Linked DNA regions of Mus musculus: region 1 is linked to region 2. The links are chromatin loops, found by intact Hi-C in ENCODE. Cell type or tissue: heart. All regions are shown on one strand. Each heading gives the region's core, and the rest is flanking DNA. Links, peaks and the distances in the headings are about the cores only.

The links. A loop is a pair of places that touch in the nucleus more often than their neighbours do. Peaks named below come from ENCODE experiments on the same cell type or tissue, not always from the same donor. Only the 100,000 strongest peaks of a DNase experiment are listed, where the experiment ranks them.
Region 1: it touches region 2 in a loop (3.0-fold over the local background); 2 of 42 quality-filtered maps call a loop at or near these places.

The regions. Positions count from the first base shown.
Region 1 is chr14:22,644,487-22,651,929 of GRCm38, reverse strand. All of the region lies in intron 5 of Lrmda (leucine rich melanocyte differentiation associated), which reads right to left. Among named protein-coding and RNA genes, the nearest start is that of 4930405A10Rik, 110 kb to the right of the region's middle. In heart, for the core only: no CTCF peak of the experiment used is centred there; a DNase peak (open chromatin) is centred at 3,779; H3K27ac peaks cover 2,031 bases.
Region 2 is chr14:22,746,523-22,753,965 of GRCm38, reverse strand. All of the region lies in intron 5 of Lrmda (leucine rich melanocyte differentiation associated), which reads right to left. The region is part of intron 1 of Gm30926 (a long non-coding RNA gene); the gene reads left to right. Among named protein-coding and RNA genes, the nearest start is that of Gm30926, 51 kb to the left of the region's middle. In heart, for the core only: no CTCF peak of the experiment used is centred there; DNase peaks (open chromatin) are centred at 2,475 and 3,365; H3K27ac peaks cover 336 bases.

The DNA.
Region 1 (7,443 bases), core at 2,240-6,239, 100 kb after region 2:
TGAGAGGCTTCTCCAGCTCCATATCAACTTTCTCAAGGAGTGCATTCAAGACCCTGTAGCTATGTTGGCCTCAAAAAGCGGCGGTGGATTGAAATATCAACTCTGCCCAGTTAATCCCCTGAGCGAGCCACTTGCTCCAGCACTCACAGGCACAGGTGTGGGTGCCCCACATTAATCCTGCAGGGCCCAGAGTGGTTCCAGCCCAGTCCAGCTCCAAACACAAACCATGTGCAAAGACTAGCGTGTCAGGAGGCGCTCTCCTCAAGTCCAAACTGGCAGGCCTTGATGCACCAAGGACCTGGAAACATCTGCAGTTTTGTGACTCTTCCCTGTTTCCATTCCCACAAAGCTTCCTGTGCCTGCTCGGATCACAGAAAGGTCGCAGGCTCCATCTGGCTACCCTGCCCCCTCCACTCTCTCCCTCATCGCTCTCATCCCCCCTAAGGACTTTCTGCCCATTTTGTCACTTCCACCTGTTCTGACAGGTTCCCCTGCCTGACCTCAAGATAGCCCTTGGGGACATTAATCATATAACAGCCGGAGCCGTGAAAGAAACAAGGGTTTGGCTGGATACTGTTACCGTCCCTGTCACCTACTAATCATGTCTCATGACTCGGAAGGGCTTAATCAGACGGCCTGCCCTCTCATTAATCATCTAGGCTCACTCAAACTTCACAGAGAGATTAAAGTTTAGTCTCACTGGCTCCCCATGCCTCCTCCCACTGCAAGCTCCTCTAAAAGTTTCACCAGGGGGAGGTCTCAGGTTCCTCCTGCTTTGCCAACTGTCAGGGTGACTGCAAGGGTCTGATGCCTACCAACTGCACGCAGCTACACACACACACACACACACACACACACACACACACAACCCCCCACCCCCCATCTCTTTCTACTTCTCACCTTTCTAACCATCTCACAATTCAGGGACACAAAGCTCAACCTCCCATGAAATGGGAAGTTTGGGGACCATCAGATCTGGGAAGTCAAACAAAAAACCCGGAAGGACGGAGGAGCTCTTGAACCACCTCAAAGAACTAAGGAAAAGGACGTCCCTGTTTTGTCAACAGCAAAGGAAAGTTAAGCAAAATATTTGTCAACGGTTTCTTCAAAGGGGCGGAGGCGCAGGCAGCTGAGTAATGGTTCCCTGGCAGCAAAAGCCCTCCCCACTCAGAAGGCGCCAGCAGCCCCACGTCACCCGCACTTGCCACTATGCTGAAAGGAGAGCTTCCAGTGGGTCAAAAATAGCCTGCATCCTTTACAAATTTGTTTTAGACCAAAATAAAAATGATGGGAAGAACACCCCAGAAATACCTGGTACAAGAGAGCAGAATGCATTGCTGGTTTGTCCCAGTCCCTAGTACCCTCTGGATTGTAACTCTCTGGGCTTCAAAGGGCTGGAGAAACAGGTCCCAGCCAGAGCCTGCAGCAGCAGCTGCCCGCCCCCTCCCACTGTTGGCTTTTTGCTCACTCCGGGTGCTGTTGACTTATGAAGTGCTGTACAATTATGGGCAACAAGGATAATATTTGCCCTCAGAGTCATGAGAGAACAAATATTTTATCAACATCTAAATCATCTCTCATCTGGCAGGAGAGGAGGAGCGCCCGGGCTCAGTGGTACATGCTTAAGCCGACAGAGAGCCGCCTAGGGAATCTACCTGTATCAACTTGACCTAACAGAATCTGGGACTATGCCCATTGCAACCAGCCCTCCCTGAAGATCCACAGTGCCTGTATCCTTCCAGGCACTGCCCACCATCACGTCTTATCCCACAATCACCACCAAGGAAGGTCCTGTCCTGAGGCTGTGTTCATTTCCAGAAATAGGAACTAGACTCCAGGCTTGGGAAGGTGGGAGACTTCTGTAGATATTTTGGGGGGCAATGAGGGCTTGCCCTGTTGTTGTGTTTGTTTCCATTCACCGATCCTCTGTCACTAGTCCAGAAATGACAGTAGGTGGAAACACTATCTTTCATTACACAAAGTATAAATAGTGTAATCTATCAGCGCCGTCAATCACAATGATTGATTACACGCTGTCATAGAGAAGAGTGACATATTAGAAAAGTTTTGTTAACAATGCCTATTGCTAGTCAGCCTGCCACCGAGGCTGGTGATTAATGTGTTGTCAGCCTGTAATCCCACACCCTTGGCTAATGAGGCAGGAATTTATCATCTTTACAGAGTGGCAGATGTCAGGGAGAAAGGAATCCAAGTGCTGGAAACAATATACTTTTTCTTACTAGGCCTGACAAGTCTGACAGGCCGAGAAAAACCACAAAGCAGCTTTGTATAAGCACCAACCTAAAAGAGGAACTTTTCATTTGGCATCTTAGCTTTAAATACTGCTGTAAACCAGCCTCCGTGGCTTTGGGATGGGGTAGGGTGGGGGGGCACGATTAAAAGAGCTCACAATGAGAAGCTCTGTGAACTTTGTACCTCATCCTCACAGCCCCAGACCTGGGAAAAGGTTACCATGGCAAGCAGACAGCTTTCTTCTTTGAGAGAAGCTGGCAAGAACTCTTCACTTTTACCTGTGACCTTGGGGCTGAGGAAGCAGGGGGTAGGGGGGTGGGGGAGCTGGAGCTGAGGGGTAACCTGCTCCCCCATCACCACCTTGTGCTGGCTTTTACCTGGAGACAAGGAGTTGTGTTCGGAAACACTGCTCCGGTTGTTTTGTTTGGTTTTGTTTTGTTTTTTGTTTGGTGGGGGGCGGGAGGCGGTGTTGGGAGGGAGGCAGGAAGCAGGGAGAGATGGGAAGGCATCTTCTTATTGGCCAAGAAAGGCAGCATGGTGGACAGGGAAGATTCCTGACTATGCCTCTCCTCAGATTTCCTCACTTAACTTTAAGGCAGTTTCAGATTGGATTTTCACTCGCTTCCCTACCATCTTTCTTCCATCCCAACATTGGTTTCTCTTTTTCATCGGAGACTAGCAGGCCTCCAAGCCCAAGAACATGTAAGCAGAGACAAGAATGAGAAGAGGCTCCCTGAGACCCTTTTAAGAACCGCTTATTCGCTTTGTGACCTCTCCCTTAATTCTAGTAACTTAAAAGACCCTCTGGGGCACATGCTCAATTGTCTAAGACAGTCCAAGATGCCTATGCGTATTTCAACTTGACCTGACTGTCCACTCTGTCCCAAAGACTGTGTATATCCTACCTACCGTGGAGACGTTCACACTTCCCAGACAACATCAGAGACACTGTTGACTAGAAAATTCAAATGCTACCACCACCACCACCACCACCACCACCACCACCACCACCACCACCACCACCACCACCACCACCATCATGCCCCCCTCTTTCCTGAAGCCTTCTGCCCCTGGTTAAGTTGCAGGAAGAAGTCAAAGGGGAGTGGCCTAAGTCCTCCAGTTTGGAAACTTTGTTCTTCGGGAGCCTAGCCAAAATGTCATGTGTTGCTTATTCTCACGTCAGTTTCCAAGGAAGGGGGCAGATCTTCAGTGGCAACATTCTGACAGATGTAACCCTTTTTCAAACACATACCTCCACTAATGTACACAAATTCGAAGTGTAAAGAATAGGGGTGGGGCTAGGGGGGCAGCAAGGAGAAATGCTCTGCCTTCTGTCAACGGCACCCTAACACCCTCAGGCTAGAACACACAGCAAAGCCCTGGGTAATTTAATCTCCAAAGGCAGCACTCTGGTATTGAAATTGCACTAGGATCTCCAGAGCTGGGCCACACCCAGTACAGTGAGAGATGGCTTTAGCAGGCCAGGAAACCGTAGGCCCAGAAGGAAATAAAGGGTCACACCCAGGCCTTGTGGGTCTTCCCCACCCCTAAGGTGTTGATGGCTGCCAACCTGGGAGAAGTACTTCCCGAGGAACAGCCTGGGGTCAGAGGCTGGACAGTGGGAGGCTCTTTGTGCCTGCCCTCCTTCTCAGGCTCTTTGTGGGGATCAGTGCAAGAGGCAAGCTGAACCGTGATGTTAATCAGGCAGTACTGAGTGAAGGGTGATGAAGGCCGGCGCCAGCTCCACTCTGCCTGTCCAGGCTGTTCTGGCCAGAGATCTCCCTTGGTGATAAGCAAGAGAGCTGTGCAGCTACCCTTAGGCCCCTACCCTATAGTCCCTGATGTGCACACAGTGAGGACACATGGACCCTCCACCCCAGGTCTCATGGCAGAAGCTAGGGCTCCCCTAAACTCCTTATTCACCTCAGCAAGGAGGCAGAACCTCCATCTGGCTTTCCTGCCACCAGCTTCTTCCCCCTCCCACTCCCCTACCCCCGCCTGCACTCCTTCTCGTAGCTTCCATTAATTCTTTCAGCTGGCAATTTCCACCCATCTGACGACAGATTAGAAGTAGAATTCAAAAGGAAAGTCACTTGACCTCCCATAATGTGCTTCTCTTAATTACATTAAAGATTTTCAAATGTGGGCATACTGGCTTTGACAGGTGAAGTTTTAATCAACTTCAGGTGGCTACATTTAACTGCTCCCTGGACTGGAGCCGCAACATTGGCTGCACCCAGGCTATCCAACGTGGTTCTAATTTAAATGACTAATTTTGACACGAGGAAAAGATGAGCCCCCATGGGAACCCCTACCCACATCGGTGGGGGAGATTTTCTAAATTAGAATTAATGCAGCAAGCTGAGGCATGGCTAGAGCTTCTTCTTCTTCTTCTTCTTCTTCTTCTTCTTCTTCTTCTTCTTCTTCTTCTTCTTCTTCTTCTTCTTCTTCTTCTTCTTCTTCTTCTTCTTCTTCTTCTTCTTCTTCTTCTTCTTCATGGTGGGGGTGGCCCAAATAAATAGCATTGATCCTTTGTATATGTCTGCACATAATTACACTAAAGGCTTTCTTGTGTGTTAAATTATACAAACTCTTCAAAAGTGGGTACCTAATGTCTTTTTCTAAAGCTGTGTTATTATTTTGGTCAGAAGTTATTTAAATGAAACAAATGTGATTTACTAAACCCTGACATGTTTGTACAACCGCACAGAATGTGCACGGAGAGCCTCGTGCTTGATGCTCACCCGCACTTTCTTGGTTCTGACGTGGTGGCCTGGAGCTTGATGTTTAGGTGTGCTCGCTTACAGGACAGCTCAGGTTTTACAGCCAAGTCATAGATTACATTGTTCTCTCCCCAAATGCTTTAGTCATTCAGGAGATCACTATTGAGTCTCAGTGTGGTCTAAGCATGACGGTGGGCAGGCAATGGAGGTATAAGATGGGGTGAGGGGGCGGGGCTATGCAGTCCCTGGCTTAAGTTACTTAAAAGATTAGATAAGGAAACACAAGAGCAAAATGACACAGGAAGCACACTTTCCATTACAAAGGCAATGGGATGAAGGAAAAATAAGCATGCTGCTTTGAGTATCCATAGCAGAGCCGAGATCTGATCTTGGAGCAGGAGAAAGACAGGTGAGCTGGGTTCTAAGAGAAAGTATCTCAAGAGTTTCAGGCAGAGAAATAGCAGGGGCAGAGGTCCCTGGGGGTTAGGGAGTAGCATCCAGGGGCTGCAGAGGTGAGGGATTCGTGCCAGGGATAAAAATAGATAAAAATGGATGGCTTGTAGCTAGAGTAGGTGGCAGGAGCACTGCAGGTGCCAGAGGGTGGCACATAATATATTTATACTAAAAGCAAGACTAAGCCTATGCAAGAGTTGAAGCAGAAGGATGCCTTGTTTTGTTTTTTGTTTGTTTGTTTGTTTGTTTTTTTAATTTGGCAAGGAACTATTGAAAGAGGCAGAGGAGGCCATGACAGAGGCAAAGATGATGGAAGTGGGTCTCTTCAGAGGCTTCGTAATGATCCAGGACTTAACCAAAGTCACTCCATAAAGTGGTCTTAACGCTTAGGGTGATGATAAAGAATAGACTGTGTGGCTTGGGGAAAAGGAGAGTGAAGAAAATGGGGTGATGTTGGGATGAACTGACCAGCCCAAATTTTCAACTTACACAGATGAATGAGGTGGCAGAGCTGGCCCCCAAGAGCCCAGGATATATGAAGGCAGACCAGCTGTGAGCATGAAGAATGTCAGGAGTTTGGGAACATGGAGACTTGTCAAGAAGTCTAGGCTGGTCCTTGCGGAGACCAGCTCAGAGGAGGACTCCCTCCTTGACATTTACACGGTTCCCACCAAAACCCTGGACATGAAGGAGACCTCCAACAGGGACAGCACAGTCTGAGGGAAACAGGCACTTGACTCATCATTGAGAGACTTCCACATTCACTGGCATGGGCTGGTTCATGGTTGGGAGGGTACATGTGTCCCAAGAGTCAAGGAAAGAGAGTGGCTCAAGAAGGGTGTGGCCAGGCCTGACATCCCAGCTACCAGGGAGGCTGAGAAAAGGAAGCCCTAAGCCCATTGCTTGCATGGGCTGCAGAGTGAGTTCAAGGACAACATAAGCAACTTAGTGAGTCTCTCTCTGTCTCTAAAAAGAAATCCCCCCCAAAACAAAAATAAACAAACAACAACAAAGAATGTAAAGAGGACTGGGCTGCACATAATTGGTTCAGTGTTTTCTAGAAAGCATGGAGCTTGATATTCAATACCCAGTGATACTGCCTCCATCCCCCAGAAGAAGAGAAGGCTTCCAATGATGCTAAATAGCTAAGAGGGGCACTGAAAGGCATCTTTGGTATAGTAATAGGGACATCCCTGGGAATAATGCTAGCTCAGGAAATAAAGGGGGAGAGGCAGCAAATCCACAGGAAGGCAGACTGGAGTAAGCTACCAATTGAACAGAAGGAAAGAAGAGGGGCATTATGGGAATAGACAGAGCTTTTAAAAAGTCCCACACTAAAGGGGATAGAAGAGGCTGGAGGGAACTCAGTTTAAAGATCAGGCCAAGGGTGATAAGGAAACCTGAATTGTGAGGGAGAGGCGAACTCTGCAGTCTAAAGCAGAAAACTGATGTCATTGATCAGATGGGTGGAGGACCTCATTGTGGACAGGAGGCAGGTTTGACTGATAGAACTGTGTGTTTTACAAAACAGAAGATTTCTCCTGGGGCTGCACCGAACATTTATTTATCAGCAGACCAAAAGATGCCAACAAGAATGGGGGCCTGTTCTACAGAGTGAGTTCCGGGACAGCCAAGGCTACACAGAGGGCATCAAATGATTATCTCCACTTGCATGTGAGGAGGGGAGAAACAGACAGGTCACAGCTATCCATAGGAGAGAGATAGCTGAGAGGATGACCATAGCACTGCCATGTTCCTGGAGCTTATGACTGTTCATCGAGGGAAGGCTATGGCCACTCCTGGGAATAAGAACAAGAACAGGGCAATGTTCTGATGGCCACATTTTTCCATCCTTTCTGTCCTTTCAGTACTAGGCTCCCACTGCTCAAGAAGAAGATGAAATGTATTAAACTATGTCTGGCCTTGTAGGCAATAAAGAGAAAATATATGACTATTATTAGTGTGTGACTCATAGGCATTTGAAGAGATTAAACATATTTTACAAAGAAACGTC
Region 2 (7,443 bases), core at 1,240-5,239:
TCAGTCTCTAATCATAAGGATCATGGGTGCCTACACGACCAGAAAAGAACAGCATCACCTCTTCCATCAAGCCTTCTTGCTTCAGTTGCATATACCTTTTTCAGGGTCAGTAAAGTTGGCAGGGTTCTTCTTTGAAAAATTAATGGCAGCTTGGAGGATACAAGGCCATGAGTCAGCTGTGCTCGTTCCTATGTGGTCTCTGGGAAAGGCTGCAGGACCCAACAGCCTCAGATCCCATCCCTGGTCCACAAAGAGCTGTAGATTAGAAAGACTCTCCCTGCATCCCCAGTTTCAAGCTCTGCTTCCCACCAGAAGATATGCCCCCCAAAATAACTTCTAGTGGCCCTGTCATTTCAAAGGGAATTCTCAGGAGGTTAAAATGCAGGCTTGGGGGAAAAAAAAACCCGCTGTTAACTAAGAAAATAGAAAGTAGGTATACCAGAAAAGCTTTAATACTCCAGTGAGGTTCTGTCTCACACTCCCAGAAAACAGCCCCATGGGATATCAAGTCCCTTCTGGGCTTTCAAGTTCTGGTTCCTTTTTGTGGCTACTAGAGAACTCTATATCTCTTCCTGGTGAGCCTCAGTTGGGCCTGGAGTTGCCTTATTTGGTAGATAAGGACATTGGTATTAAAGCATCAGCGTATAGACTTTGGTCAAACTCCCAGGTCTTTCTGTGCCTCTGTTTCCTCATCTGTAGCATATGGATGCATGATCATGGTGATCATTTAGACAATGCTTATACCATCTTTATTACATGGTACACACTAACTGCACAGTGGGTGTGAACTGTTATTATCATATCTTTAAATATGATGTTGGTGAAATTACTAGCTTATGTGTTGTTTTTATGTTACCTTCATTTTCCTGAAGAGATGGAAAGTTTAAAAGATAAGATGTAACTATTTACTTCATTCTCTCATGCCTCCATTGCTGCTCCATATTAGCCCAGTGTTTTGTATATAACACACACCTACTAATAGCAATAAATCCACAGGTGAAGAAGTCCCTGGCCTTGAGGCAGAGATGGTCTCAATTCCTAGTCCTTCTTTATGGTAGTGACTCCAGTCAATCTGCCGAGTCTCTTCATGCCTTAGGGTGTATGAAATGGGGATAAAGTTCTTCTCCATAATAGGAATTTAAGGAGCTGTTTCTTGGTGGGGATGGGTTTCTCAGATGCTTTTCAAGCACCTATTTCATTCCCTCTTGCTAGTAATAAAACATTAGTGCCAGGAGTTGGTAAAATATGAAGTATACAAACACGAAAATCAAAGGGTGTGGGGTGGGAGCCTAATGTCCTAAAGACAACATTCAAAGTTCACTAAAGCTCATATAGGAAAGTCTTGGTGCCCAGGAAGCCACTACCAGAGAATGGTAGAATCTTTAGAATGTGAGGGGGGATGAGGAGGAAGACATTAGACGACTGTGACTGTGCCCTCAAGGGGAACACTTTGTATACTCTAGCTCTTAAGAAGCCATTTGTTTCAAGTACCTTCTCTACTCACTGTAGACTCAAAGTATTGGGGCCAACACACTATGAATTGGAATTTCTAAAACTGTTTGCCAAAGCAAACTTTTTCTCTTTAAAAGACTTACCTCGGGTATTTTATGCTTATGGCGGAATGCTAATGCATCATAACACAGTCATCACATGCCCAGGGGCTTCTCTACTTATTTTTATTAGACTGTGACTTCCCAGTGCCATTGAAGATGGCAAGTATGTCAAAGACACAGACAACTCCGAAGAACCGTGCCATGGAAACTTCAGGACCTTTAGGAAGTCTCTCACTTTCCTCTTGGTGACTACTGAATGTCCTAGGTGTACACAGGAGAAGGCATGACAGATCCCTGTTCTGCCACAGTTCTCCTACCTTCAGGAATCATGGCACACAGATGTGAGTCAAGCTCATGGAGATCATGTTGACTCCCCCAAAAGTGATGCAAAGTTAACGACGAAATGATCTACTCAACTACTCCATGTACAACACCTCTGAGAAAGTGAATGTCTGGCCTGGGATCACAAAGCCATGCGTGACAGAAATCAACTTTGTTTCTTGCCTGGTTTTCTTGTGAATGTTCTCTCTTCCTGATGCCTCAGAAGAAGAAAAGACATTTGAGTGAGTCCCATTCTGAGTTCTAATCCAGCCATTTCCACCTATGGGGGGCTGGATGTAAAGTGTTCAGACCCTTAAGGTCTAAATTCAATGAGTCCAACACATGCAGCAAATAGTCTTTGACTTCATCGTCTTCCTGCAGCCCAAGAGTATCATGTGTACTACTTTCCCACGTGCTGGCTCTTCGTTGTGGCTGAGAATGTACCCTGAGACCTCCTTGTGTGATGGAAACATGCCCCAGCTGGCCAGCCATGCTGTGGGTCCAATGCGGACTTCTGTTGCTTTGCCTTAGGACCACATTGGAAAATAAATAAATAAATATAACATCCACATGGCTCTCGCCCAAGTGCCTTAAAAACACCAGCTGTACCATGCCATCTCTTGTAATTTGACAGTCAGTAAGATCAGCCCCTGAAGAACAGAACATTCTTCAGGGGAGGGCTGCTGCTTTTGCAGACATTTCAGGAGGCGTAGTAGATGAAAGAGACTTCAAGCCGAAACGTCGTGTGGGGAAAGGGTGGGAGGTGACAATGGAAGAAAGAATCTAATGCGTGTTACACGTCGATCATGCACCAAGCACTGAGCTTTGTAAGTTCCCAAGACTTCTTCAGAAATCTGATCCTCATAATGCTGAGAGATGCATGCAATAACCAAAATTTTGCAGATGAGAAAGCATGCTTAGAAACATTAAGAGACTTGCCCAGAAACAGAGAAGGAATGTGTTGTCTAGCTGGTGTTTGTTGGTGGTGGTGTTTGTGTTTTTATTTTACATTGCTTTCCTCAGAGCAAAGGATTGAGCCCACGAACTTCTATCACTGAGCTTCAGTCCCAGACCTGTGACTGGAGTGTTTTTCCTCTTGGCCTATTGTGCCACGTTGCAGTAAACCAGACTAGGGAGATGGCTCAGTGGTTAAGAGCACAAGCTGCTGCTCCAGAGGACCAGTGTTTGATCCCATCACCCACTTGGTAACTCATAGATGTGTGTGACTCTGACTCTGGGGTGCCTCCACAGGCAACAAACATGCAAATGGTACACAGATACACATGTAGGCAATGTACACACATATCTATGTACACACACACACACACACACACACACACACACACACACACAGAAAGGCTATGTCAACCTATGCTCCTTTGTTATATCTGCAGACTTGTTTTCAGAATCAACTCATACTCCCAGGCTCCAGGGTAAGGATAGGCTCCTGTTAGAGGCCCTCCCCTCTGCCCATCACAGCTGGGATGGGAGCCAAGTGCTGTCTTATGCCACAACTCCTATTCTCATCACAATGTGATGTCACTTCCTGACTTTTCTTTATAGGCATTCTCAAGAAAGGCTTGAGCCAAGATAAACTTTCCAAGAGGCTCAGAGCCACATAGTTTAGAGAGACAGGGTCCCCAAATTTCTGAGTTATGAAGAAATTTCATAGCATGATTGAAATTTAGGACTTCCTTACTCGCAAGTATTTCTGTAATGGCATAATTGTTCCTAATCTTGCTACCATCTCCAAATATGAAAGGACACAATTATGCCTATCTCCCAGGCCTCCCTTTCAAGGACCAAAAGAGTTAGCAGGTGTCAACTTAACCTATAGCCACCCACTACTAAATGTAAGAGAAAAGGCCAATACATTTAAATAAGTTCTGGGCACAATGTAATAGTATTTGTTACCAAGCCCGATATCATTATGTGCAGAGAACTCTATTCTAATTTCTCTTCATAATGATCTCCTCACTGTCTGACTACTTGAACTCAGCAATAAATTAGTCATCTGCTTACCATCATAAGTAAATATCAACTCAATTAAGAACTGCTAAATAAACATTTTGTCCATTCTAGGGATGGGAGGACCCTGGTTGTCTACTGATGTGGACTTGGCTGAGAGGTTGTGAAAGGCATTGAACCATCTACCTCTAAGCAGTATGCACGATGCTGTTTAGAGATATTTTCCCTCTTCTCTATTCCAAGGCTCTCAGCAAAGGCCTAAGACTCACTTGTTTTCTCTGGATTGAAATACAGGAGAATTGCTGATTTGTCCCTCACTCAATTCCACAGAGCATACACACCTGTATGATGACAGGCTAAGGCTTTGCCTCATAAGACAGGGGACCCAAAGAGCCCCGGGTACAGTCATGCAGATGACTTTGTGTTGCAAAGGTCCCTAGTTGTTATAGGTTGGACTGTATCCCCTTAGAAGGCAGGATAATACTAACCTTCAGTGCCTGAAAGTTTGAGCTCATTTGGAAATAATCACAGCAGGTACAATGGTTCAAGATAAAATTATACTAGAGATTGGGCTCCTTAATCCAATGTGATGGGTGTGCTCATGTGTGTGTATGTGTATGTTTCTGTGTGTCCCATGTATGTCTATGTGTGAATGTGTTTTTCTACAGGTGTGAGTGCACATATGCACATATATGTCATTAAATGTAGAAGCTGAGGGACAACCTTAGAGAGATTCCATAGGTACTATCCACCTTGGTTTTGGAAACAACAGCCCTCAGTGGCCTGGAGTGGGTCTCCATGCTTAGTGTTGGCATTATTAGCACATAGCATTATATTTAGATTTTTTTAATGTGCATTCTGGGGATTGAACTCAGGTCTTCATGATTACAATGGCAAATGTTGGTATTCTGTCTGGGCTCCATCCCAACAGTTACCTGGCAACAGCCAGGTAGGCCTGGCTCACTATAAAAGGGATGCTTGCCCCCTCCTCCCTCCCTCTCTCTCTCTCTCTCTCTCTCTCTCTCTCTCTCTCTCTCTCTCTCTCCTCTCTACTGCTTCTCTCCTTTGTCTCTCTCCCCTTTGTTCCCCCTCTTTCCCCATTCCCATCCATCCCCTCTCTCTCCACATGTTCATGGCCAGCCTCTCTCTATTCTCTCTGCCTTTCTCTGCCTCTACTACCCTCTTAACTTCCCTCCCCATGCCCTAAATAAACTCTATTCTATAGTATACCATCCTGTGGCTGGTCCCTCCAGGGAAAGGGATGCCTTGACATGGGACCACTGAGACACCCCCTTCCCCCACACCTCACCACACCCCAAATAACATATTTTTATTTCTTTCTCTTTTATAACAGCAAGCACTTTACTGACTGAACTTGCTCCCCAGCTCTTGGCAATTGATCTTGTAAGATGATGTGAAAGCACAAATCAAAGAGTACCATGGGAGAAGATATCCAAGGAGAAGACAGGCAGGTAGTAAGAGATGCAGGGCATGTGGTAAGAGATGCAGACAATGGTGTAGTGCTTGAATTAGGCAACGCCTAGAAGCTAAGTAAGATTTATCTAAAACATGGCTCTCACCCTTCCTAATGCTATGACCCTTTCATATGATTTCTCAGGTTGTAGTGACCATCCAATCATTACATTATTTTTGATGCTTCTTTATAACTGTGATTTTGTTACTGTTATGAATCATAATGTAAATGTTTTTGGAAATAGAAGTTTGCCACAGGTTGATCTAGCCACTGATCTAGAGAATCTGGGAAGTAGCAGAGCCCTGCTGACACCATTTTGACTTCTAGAAATATAAAAGAATATGTTTTCATATGGCGGTACTTCATTATAGTAGTCCTAGAAAGCCAATGGCATAAATTACTATAATAAATCTATCACTGATCAAGCATAGTCTTACATCACACTCTACATAAGAATTTTATAAACATTACTACATTGAGCCATCCCAACTGTCTGCGATGTTAATTCTTTTGTTTTGTTTTTATAGATAAGGGAACACGTGTGTCTTAGGTCACGAAGCTTGTGAGTGGCAAGTGTCCTGGTCCTGGAAGTCTGCCTTTCCTTCCTTGTGATGCCACATGGAAAGCCAGAGTGCTGAGGTCATTCCCCAGGGCATTCCCTAACTGCTTGACCAGAACCTTAGTGCTCACCAGCCCTCCTGCACTTCAGTGGAATATGAGGGAAACCTGAGATATTCAATCTTCTACATGCATTTTGGCCATGTTGATGTCATAATCGCATTACCTATTCACGATCATTAGAAGATGCAATTTAAACCAAGATTTCTTCTGCTAAAAAAATGTTAGAACCATGGTTGTGTAGGCTTCTTTTTCATGGAGAAATCTCAGGTCATGCATGTAAGAATGCAACCTGGAATGAGCTGGCAGACAGAGATGACAAAAAGTGCTAAGCACAAGGTCAGGTCGGCCAGGAGTTTGGAACTGGAAAATAGGCTGACCGTATCTGAACTGCATCAGATAGCATAGTTCTTTGGAATGACGGCATCTATTGGATTGGTTTTCAGATATTGGTTTTGCATCAACAAAGAATCCCATGAATGAAGAAATCAGGAAGCTGTGATTTTACCCCATCCGTCCCTCACTCTGTATCTCCCTGCCTCCCTCCCTCTTTTGCTTTTCCTCTTCTTCCTCCTCCCTCCTCCTTCTTCCCTCTCTCCCCCACCTCCTCCTTTAATACAGGGTCTCATTGGATAGCCCAGACTAGACTGGAACACACTATATATCCAAAGGTGATCTTGAACACAGCAATCCTCATGTCTCAGCCTCCTGACTGCTATGAGTAAAGGTTCACATCACCAAAACTGACCCCCTACATATCTCTATAGCAAGATATTTAAGAAGATTATTCTGCTTTCTCATAATATTTTTATTTTTCTATTTATAAATCACTAATCTGAATAGGCTTCTGGGACTTTATAGACTACCAAAGGATCGAAGATTCCCTCTGTTTTCACCTGCCACTTGACTAGATGTGCAACCTTGGGCAATTTTCTTGGTCTCTCTGAGCCTTGGTTTCCGTTTATTTATTATTAGTTTTGTTATTATTAGTAGTACCATTTGTTTATTTATTTTTTTAATGGAGAGCATTCCATGAACCTCCTTGATGTTGTTATGAGGAGTCAGTAACAAACTGAGTACTGCTTAGGACAATACTCACTAAATAAATCATCATTGTCATCATCATCATCATCATTTTATTTTATTTTACATTTTGGTTTCTGGTCATTTTAAACTGTATCAGTTAAAGGTACACTTACCTGCAAACCATGTCTACTATTATTTAGCAGTGTCACACTTTTAAATATGCTGTTCTCCAGATGAGTAGCAAGGAAAGAATTCACTAGTTTCACCAGTGCTTTGAACTGTTAAGAAAAAAAAAGTACCCCTGGATACGATGGATGTGATGGATGTGATACTGCAGAAAGTCCCGGCTGAGTTAGCTCCCTTCCCTGCTAGTCTTCCCTTTGCTCTGGGATTGGACGTGATTTTCTTTCCCTCACTTAATTTCCCACTTGGAATTTGTATATAGACTCTGATAAGGAACCCCTTAAACTCAAACTAAGAGAG